2 separate regions of the Homo sapiens genome follow, and region 2 is linked to region 1. A link is an interaction called in ENCODE POLR2A ChIA-PET data of the cell type or tissue named here. Cell type or tissue: OCI-LY7. All regions are shown on one strand. Links, peaks and the distances in the headings refer to the core of each region. The heading gives the core; the rest is flanking DNA. Region 1 overlaps LINC01003 (long intergenic non-protein coding RNA 1003). Region 2 overlaps KMT2C (lysine methyltransferase 2C).

Region 1 (4,269 bases), core at 270-4,269:
TAAAATTTCTAGACATTGTAGAGACAAACAATACATATCTGTGACCACTGATTTGTAACTTCCAACTCAAGGTGTATTTGTTTCCCATTCACAAAATATTCCACCCCTTTGGGTTTGAGCTGAATTTCCAACCACAGAGTCCTCAACCTCAGCATTCTGAGCTGCCCTGAGAATGTCCTTACCAAGGTAAAGCCACCCACCCTTCTCCCCAGAAGCAGTAAGAAGACTTACTGCTTTTTCCTCCTAGTCTAGGAAATTCACTACCAATTGAGAAATAAAACTGTGCCAAGACATTTGGGTAGGAAATTATAAAAATCATCCTTACAGAATTATACATGAAATGTTTGGGCAAAATAGTAACTCCATTTATAAAGGTAATTAATTTCCCAAACCTATTCCAAAAGTTTGCTAGCAGGGGATATAACAGAAGAAATAATTAAGGCAAAGGCTGGGCGCGGTGGCTCACGCCTGTAATCCCAGCACTTTGGGAGGCCGAGGCGGGTGGATCACGAGGTCAAGAGATCAAGACCATCCTGGCCAACATGGTGAAACCCTGTCTCTACTAAAAATACAAAAATTAGATGGGTGTGGTGGCGCGAGCCTGTAGTCTCAGCTACTTGGGAGGCTGAGGCAGGAGAACTGCTTGAATCCAGGAGGCGGAGGTTGCCGTGAGCTGAGATCATGCCACTGCACTCCAGCCTGGCGACAGAGCAAGACTGTCTCAAAAAAATAAAAATAATTAAGGCAGAATGTTTCTAATTTTCATCTTTAAGAGGAACGGAAAGAAGTAGATTTCTTCGGCTGGGCGCGGTGGCTCATGCTTGTAATCCCAGCACTTTGGGATGCCGAGGCGGGCGGATCATGAGGTCAGGAGATCGAGACCACGGTGAAACCCCGTCTCTACTAAAAATACAAAAAGATTAGCCGGGCGTGGTGGTGGGCGCCTGTAGTCCCAGCTACTCGGAGAGGCTGAGGCAGGAGAATGGAGTGAACCCGGGAGGCGGAGCTTGCAGTGAGCCGAGATCGCGCCACTGCACTCCAGCCTGGGTGACAGAGCGAGACTCTGTCCCCCCCCCCCAAAAAAAAGGAGAATTAGCTTTCTTCTGAAATTAGACGTTAAGGCCAGGTTCCTCACACCTATAATCCCAACACTTTGGGAGGCCGAGGTGGGTGGATCACCTGAGGTCAGGAGTTCGAGACCAGCCTGACCAACAAGGTGAAACCCCGTCTCTACCAAAAACACAAAAATTAGCTGGGCATGGTGGCAGGCACCTGTAGCCCCAGCTACCTGGGAGGCTGAAACAGGAGAACTGCTTGAACCCGGGAGGCAGAGGTTGCAGTGAGCAGAGATCACGCCACTGCACTCCAGCCTGGGCAACAAGAGTGAAACTCCGTTTCAAAAAAAAAAAAAAAGAAATTAGACGTTAAAAAAAGATGTGACACATCATATCAAAATTGTCTACACTACATTAAAGGAGTTAAAAATACTGAAATGCAGCAAGACGAACTTGTCTCGAGACAGGGTCTTGCTCTGTTGCCCAGGCTGGGGTGCAGTGGCGCCATTATGGCTCACTGCAGTCTCGACATCCCGTTCTCACGCAATCCTCCTGCCTCTGCCTCTTGAGTAGCTAGGTCTACAGCTATGTGCCACTACGCCCAGCTAATTTTTTGTATAGATGAGGTTTTGCCTTTTTTCCTTTCTGTAGAGATGAGGTTTTGCCATGTTCCCTAGGCTAGTCTCCAACTCCTGGGCTCAAGCCACCATCTGCTCTGGCCTCCGAAAATGCTGAATTACAGGTGTGAACCACTGTGCCTGGCCGCAATATCATTTAGGATTGCATTTTGTTTAGATTTTTTAATTCTTTAGTTTTTCTTATTATGGTAATATAATAGATCTAGGAGCTAAATTCCAGTATTCAATTTTTGTACAATGATATGCAATTCATTCTCATGATTTGACAGTGTTGACTTTCTATTATTGACAATCTCGTGATCTGAAGAAAAACACTTGTGGTTTTATTATCTTTTTAGTGGGTATTAAGATCAAAATGATGAGCACAAAAAAAAAAAAAAAACGAAAAAAAAAAAGAGGGCCGGGCTCATGACTATAATCCCAGCACTTTGGGAGGCCGCGCCGGGTGAATAACGAGGTCAGTAGTTTGAGTCCGCCTGGCCAACATGGTGAAACCCCATCTCTACTAAAAATACAAAAAATTAGCTGGGCATAGTGGCGGGCGCCTGTAATCCCAGCTACTCAGAAGGCTGAGGCAGGAGAATCGCTTGAACCCCGGTGGCAGAGGTTGCAGTGAACCGAGATCGCGCCACTGCACTCCAGCCCTGGTGACAGAGTGAGACTCCGTCTCAAAAAAAAAAGAGAGAAGAAAACAACCTTCAGTAGGAATAGATAACAAAACATTTGAAATAAGATATATATTTATATACCCAATGAGGGCTAAGAGTTTCTAGCACTGTTGAGGTTGCCAATTGGTCAAAACAGAAAGCAACGATTCCCTTTGGAAAATTAGCTGGCAGTAAGGAACTGGCTACAATGACAAGCCAATAACCATATATGAAAGGTCTCTTTTTGTTGCTTTGTTTGTATTTAATTTCTATTTAAAAGATTGGAACCTCTATTCCTACCTTAATAGCATTTACTAAATGTTAATAGCATTTACTATTTATATTACTATTTATAAATAGTATTTATAAATGTAATAAATATGGTAGTTCAAGTGTAATACTACAGCTAATTATGAATAAGCTCATTCTTAATGTTGAATTTAAGGAACATATATATCTATATATAGATATCTATATATAGACCTATATATCTATATATAGATATCTATATATCTATACATATATCTATATAGATCTATAGAGATCTCCATAGATCTATATATCTATACATACATCTATATAGATCTATAGATATCTCTATAGATCTATATATCTATACATTTATCTAGATATATAGGTATCTATATATATCTATACATATATCTATATAGACCTATATATAGATATCTATAGATATATACTTATATAGACCTAGATATAGATATCTATATATCTATATCTTTATATATCTATATATATATATAGATATAGATTTTTTTTTTTTGAGACGGAGTCTCGCTCTGTTGCCCAGGCTGGAGTGCAGTGGCACAATCACTGCAACCTCCGCCTCCCGGGTTCAAGAAATTTTCCCGTCTCAGCCTCCCAAGCAGCTGGGACTGCAGGCACCCGCCACCACGCCCAGGCTCATTTTTGTACTTTTAGTAGAGAGTGGGTTTCACCATATTGGTCAGGATAGTTTCCAACTCCTGACCTCAGGTGATCCGCCTGCCTCGGCCTCCCAAAGTGCTGGGATTACATGCGTGACCCACAGCACCCGGCCATATTTTCTTTCTATTTTTTGTAAATAAAAAAACATACGTCTGTACATTCCGTACATAGTAATATTTTATTTTCTTCCCAATGTGGTAACTAAAATACATTTAAACGAAGGCTAGAATTTAAAACAAAATTCTTTTACTGATAAGCACACTTGCAAAGTAATGAAAATGTTACATGCATTGCTTTGCATATAAACGTCCAAGAAGTATTTGTTGACCAAATGTCTGAAAATGAAGTATTTTTATCTGTTCCGAAACGCCATAATATTGCAAAGAAGCATTTCAAATTATTGTTGTGTGAAATGTTCAAATTTAGCATTCAAATTTAGCGTTTTCCCACATTTTACCCTTCAATTTACACAATTTGGAAGAAGAGTAGATGAGTTGGTCATTGTTACTTAAAACAATGCGTCACCTTGTTAGGGAAAGAAATTAACATAATGGTCAAGGAGTGATAATTAAACAGAACATGACATTTGCTGTCCATTCAATGTTAAAGTTCTAAGCAAATTAGCATGGAGAAAAGGGATGGGTAGAAATAATAACAGAGCACTAGTTGATTAGTCCGCCTCCACATCCACGCTGCAGGCGTTGGACAGATCCGGCTTTACTGAGTCCACCATGCAGGGAAATGGACGCGCGGGCTAAGCGGAATCCCAGGGGCGCGATCGCACCGGCTGGCGTTCCAGCAAACCCTGCATCCCAGGCCCTGGATTCAGGCTGCCTTCTGAGTCTTTGACTTATTTTCCTTTGCCTGGAAACAGAACGCCGCGGTCCGTACCGGAGAGGGAGAAAGTGCAGGACGACCCGCCGGGAAGACCCGAGCGCGTGCGCCTTCCCCGCGGCTCCACGGGCACAAAACGGTGGCTCC
Region 2 (4,535 bases), core at 237-4,236, 130 kb after region 1:
TAGTTTGTTTGGGCATTTATCCTTTTTGATGTTCTTTGTCATTTGGTTTCTGAGATTAATTTGAGGAATATTTCTTCTTCTTCCTCTCTTTTGTCTCTTTTTGGTATTTCCATTACATGTTACCTTTTTGTAGTTTTCTGTATTAAACATTCTGTTCTTTTTTTTTTTTTTTTTCCCAGTCTTTTTCTCTTTGCTTTTCAGGTTTGGAAGTTTCTTTTGAAATATCTTCAAGCAATGAGATTGTTTCCTCAGCTGTGTGAGGTCTACTAATAGACCCACTAAAAGCATTCATCATTTCTGTTAGTTTTAAAAAAATCTCTATCATTTTAATCTCTAGAATTTCGAGTTCTCTGCTTACATTGCCCACGTCTTCTTGCATGCTGTCTACTTTATCCATTAGAACCGTTAGCATATTAATCATAGTTGCTTTCAATTCCTCATCTGATCATTTCAAATTCCTTCCTGCATCCAAGTCTAGTTCTGATGTTGCTCTATACTGTGTTTTTTGCTTTTTAGTATACCTTGTAATTTTTTTTCTCGATAGCCAGGTGTAGTACACTGGGTAAAGACAACAGCTGTAAATAGGCCTGTAGTAATGTGGTGGGCCTTGTAGGAGGAGGGGGAAGTCTGAATTTTTTACTCTTCCTCCCCACCCTGCCCTTTCACTGCTTTTAGGTGGGGCAGAATGGCCTAGAATGGGCTAAAGTTAGATAGTTCTCTTAGGCTAGAACTGGCTGGAGTTTATTTCTCTTCTCGTAGGTTAGGCTCTAGTTAAATAGTTTCTCCTGAAGGCAGGCCTTGTTAAGAGAAATGGTTCCTTTTCCCCTCCTGCTGTTGAAAGCAAGAAGATATTTTTCTGTGAAGTTCACTGTGAGAAACTGGTAGAGCTCCTAGAGGTAAAACACAAAACCGTGGGGCCCCACGATGACTGGGTCCCTCTGTAGTTTGTATCTTCCAGACTCGTCCACACTGAACCTCCAACGTTTTGTCAATTATGGTTCAGGTTTTTGTACCCATGGAGCTTTTTACCCATGGGTTTCTGCTCAGGTAAGTTGTGATTCATGTCTATTCCTCCAGTTCTGAGGGTACCTGTTTGCCCTGTGACTTTATTGACCTTATGGTTCTAGCAAGAGTTGTTGATTTTTCAGTTTAGCTTTTTACATGTATTAACTATAGTTATATCCCTTTTCTAATTTGGTAAGCCAGTTCTAACTATAGTGGAATGGATTATAATTGTTAACAATAACTAAGTTAATACCTATCCATTATTATAAATATGTCTCATAAATAATAATTCTTATTAAAATAGTAAAACTATCGGATTTAATATCAAGATTACCATTTGTGACTAACCTTTGAGGGATTTCCACTAATGATGTCTATCATACTGCCTTGAGTTATGTATCAAAATCTTAGATTATCTTCTGGTCTAATTATTTGTTAATTTTTAGCTGTTGCTTATGTAATGACTATTGGTTCTTATTTAGTGGTGGTTTTCAGATGTTAGTATTTAATTGACATAGACAAGATAGGGGTCTTTTGCTTTGTCAGTACACTTGATGAGACAGGTGGAATTGGAGTTCCAAAGCCATACACGTGTTACTTTACTTCAGCGCCTTTTGGTTATTTGCATATGGTTTAAGTATACAGCTTTGTATAAACCCTACATATGCCTTTATTTACAAGAATAGAAACTTTAGTGATATTATTATTTTAAAAAGTGGACACCCCAAATTATTGTTTGTACATTTTGAGTCTAGCTGCTAATTCACAACAGATTATGGTGACATTTGGCACAAAGAAAAAGCCTGGATTCTTATTACATTAATTGGCCTAACAATTTAACTTTACCTGTCCTTTCTTATCTTTTTTTGATATGAAAGTTTGTAATTGACACTTCTCTTTTTGAAGTATCAGGTTTTTCTTTGGATAAAATTTTCCCTAACTTTAGTATATTATTTAAAATTATATACTGTGGTGGTAGATATTGGTGTTGTCTGTCAAATAGTTCTGGCACTCTCCCTTCTGGATATGTGGTGGAATTACACAGCTCCAAGCCTGCTTGACAGGCCCATGTGACTGTGTCCAGTGAATTGTGGGTGGAAATCATATGGGTCACTTCTGGACTGGAGCAAAACCCTCTGAGCTTTTTTCTTTTGTAGTTACTGTCAGTGTTTGAAATACTGACTGCTTCGATGGTTTAGTTGAAGAGATGGTGAAGCAAAGACACCTATATGTCTTTGATAAGCCATACATAATTTTCAAACTGAAGTTTAAAATGAAAAATTCAGCTTCTTATTGCCACGTAACAAATCATTTCAGAACACAGTGGCTTAAAAAGCAAACATATTTCATGATCTTGTGGGTTAGGAATTTAGGTCAGGCTTGGCTGGGCAGTTCTGCTCTGCTGGCATCCACCAGAGTCATTTATTGCTATTCAGGTGACACCTGGGCTGGTCTAGAGGGTCCAAGACAGTTTCATTGGTTCATTTTTGTTTTTAAGGCCTAAATAAAGTTAAATTTCAGAAGAAGATCAATATTGGTAGAAATAATTGTTATAAAGATGTATGTTGTAATTTGTTGGTTTATTTTAGTTTCTTTTATTAATTGCAAAAAATTCCATTAACATTTAAAAGTTATGTAGGAAAACTAAAGGAAATACTGATAACAACTAAATAAAACACCTAGAGAACAGTTGACTTCCAACAGTTACTATTTTTTTTCATTTATTAGCAGTCTATCCTGCTTAAACAATTACTATTTAAATTAATGCCCGCATATTTTTTGGCTTTTGACAAGTATTGGACTCTTAAGCTTTTTGAATTTGCATTAAAAAATCACATTAAATATTATAACAGTAATGTATATTTGTAGAAATTTATGGAACTGTGGGTAATTATAAAGAGAGTAAGTCACCTGTAAAAGTGTTAACTCTCAGAGAAAATTAGTGCTTTTTTTGTGTATTTACTTTTAGTTGCTTACATTGTTCTGTGAAAGCAGCAACTATATTCATATTATTAATCAGTGTCAATATTTTAAGTAGTTTAGTGAATAAAGATAGTGTTAATAAATAATTTGCTTTTTCTAATATAGTGCTAATGTTTTAGCTTTACAGTACAATTTTGATGACATTGGATACACTAGATTCAATGAGATATATCCAGAAAACATAACTGTCAGGAGGCAGACTTCTTTCAAAAGAAGGGAGGGACATGGTTACACAATTTCTTAGCTATGTTTTCTTCTGTAGTTTTAGTAGGAAGCAAGCATGAAAAGTATTGCCATTCTCTGGAGTTAAGGGAAGTCAGTTATTCTATTTAATAGCTGATTAGGCTGGGCATGGTGATGGTGGCTCATGCCTGTAATTCTAGCACTTTGGGAGGCTGAGGTGGGAGGATAACTGGAGCCCAGGAGTTCGAGACCAGCCTGGGCAACATAGTTAATCCCTGTCTCTACCAAAAAAAAAAAAAAAAAAATCCAGGCGTGATCGCATGTGCCTTGTAGTCCTGGCTAGTGGGGAAGCTGAGGTGGGAGGATACCTTCAGCCCAGGAGTTTGAGGTTCTGATGAGCTATGATTGTGCCACTGTACTCTAGCCTGGGTGACAGAGCATGAGCCCATCTCTTAAAAAAAAAAGTTGATTAAAGCATAGAGGGAGAAGGCATATTTTTTGGATAACTAGTCGATAATGAATGTCAGTGTTTACTTGCATAGTTAGTAAATATGAGTTCATTTTAAATATATTATTTTTCTCTGTGCTTTTTATAAATCTTTGTATCTATATATGAGATTTATCTGCTTGCTTTATATTATATAATATTAATTAAGCAACTATCGAACATCATTCAGGTTTTGTGGTAGCTCTGGTTTATAAAAACAGATACAGTGCCTGTTTTCATAGAGCATATAGTCAAATTGGGGCTGTGGTCTCCTGTGAATGGCACATACAGAACAGGGGTTCTTAACTTTTTCAGTGCCATAGTCCCCTTTGGTACTATGATGTAATCCATGGACTCTTTTTCAAATAATGTTTTTAAATGAATAAAATAAAAATACACCAAAATAGGATTACAAAGATAAACAATTGCATTGAAATAAAAATAAGCCAAACTTGTAATCTTATAACATCTTTTTAATTCACTTAAATTATAAAATCTAGCAGTGAATTTAATAACTACTGTAATTTTGAAGTAGTGATGAGGGTGAATGATATTTTGGGATATCTGCAACAACTGCATGTGATAAGAAAATATCCGTGATTTCTGTTGGTGACAAACACTTAGGTATCCACCAATACCACTGTGCTTGTTGCTTACATTCTTAATATTTTCTTAGAATTCTAAATTTTGGAAGTGAATAAAAATTAGAGGTTAGTAAAAATAAAGAAGTAATTTCTCCCTCTAAAATCCTATAACCCTTGAGTGAGTAAACTTTAAAAATCCATTGAAAAAGTAGGACGCTTTGAAAGAATATACTAATGTATTGATAAGGGAGTCCAAAATTGACCTCTAAAATATTTTTGACATAGCCTGTTAT

The links. Peaks named below come from ENCODE experiments on the same cell type or tissue, not always from the same donor. Only the 100,000 strongest peaks of a DNase experiment are listed, where the experiment ranks them.
Region 2: POLR2A ChIA-PET joins it to region 1 with 5 read pairs; 11 of 35 experiments call an interaction of 5 or more read pairs at or near these places.

Annotation. Positions count from the first base shown.
Region 1 is chr7:152,464,724-152,468,992 of GRCh38, reverse strand. LINC01003 (long intergenic non-protein coding RNA 1003) reads right to left here. Exons shown (of 1, transcript NR_027387.1): 1 at 3,448-4,269. Among named protein-coding and RNA genes, the nearest start is that of LINC01003, 2.7 kb to the right of the region's middle. RefSeq lists an enhancer at 3,944-4,269 and a silencer at 4,218-4,269. In OCI-LY7, for the core only: no CTCF peak of the experiment used is centred there; a DNase peak (open chromatin) is centred at 4,012; H3K4me3 peaks cover 871 bases; H3K27ac peaks cover 287 bases.
Region 2 is chr7:152,339,090-152,343,624 of GRCh38, reverse strand. All of the region lies in intron 2 of KMT2C (lysine methyltransferase 2C), which reads left to right. Among named protein-coding and RNA genes, the nearest start is that of KMT2C, 95 kb to the left of the region's middle. In OCI-LY7, for the core only: CTCF peaks have their summits at 1,826 and 2,025; DNase peaks (open chromatin) are centred at 594, 1,594, 2,094 and 2,404; H3K4me3 peaks cover 3,178 bases; H3K27ac peaks cover 4,000 bases.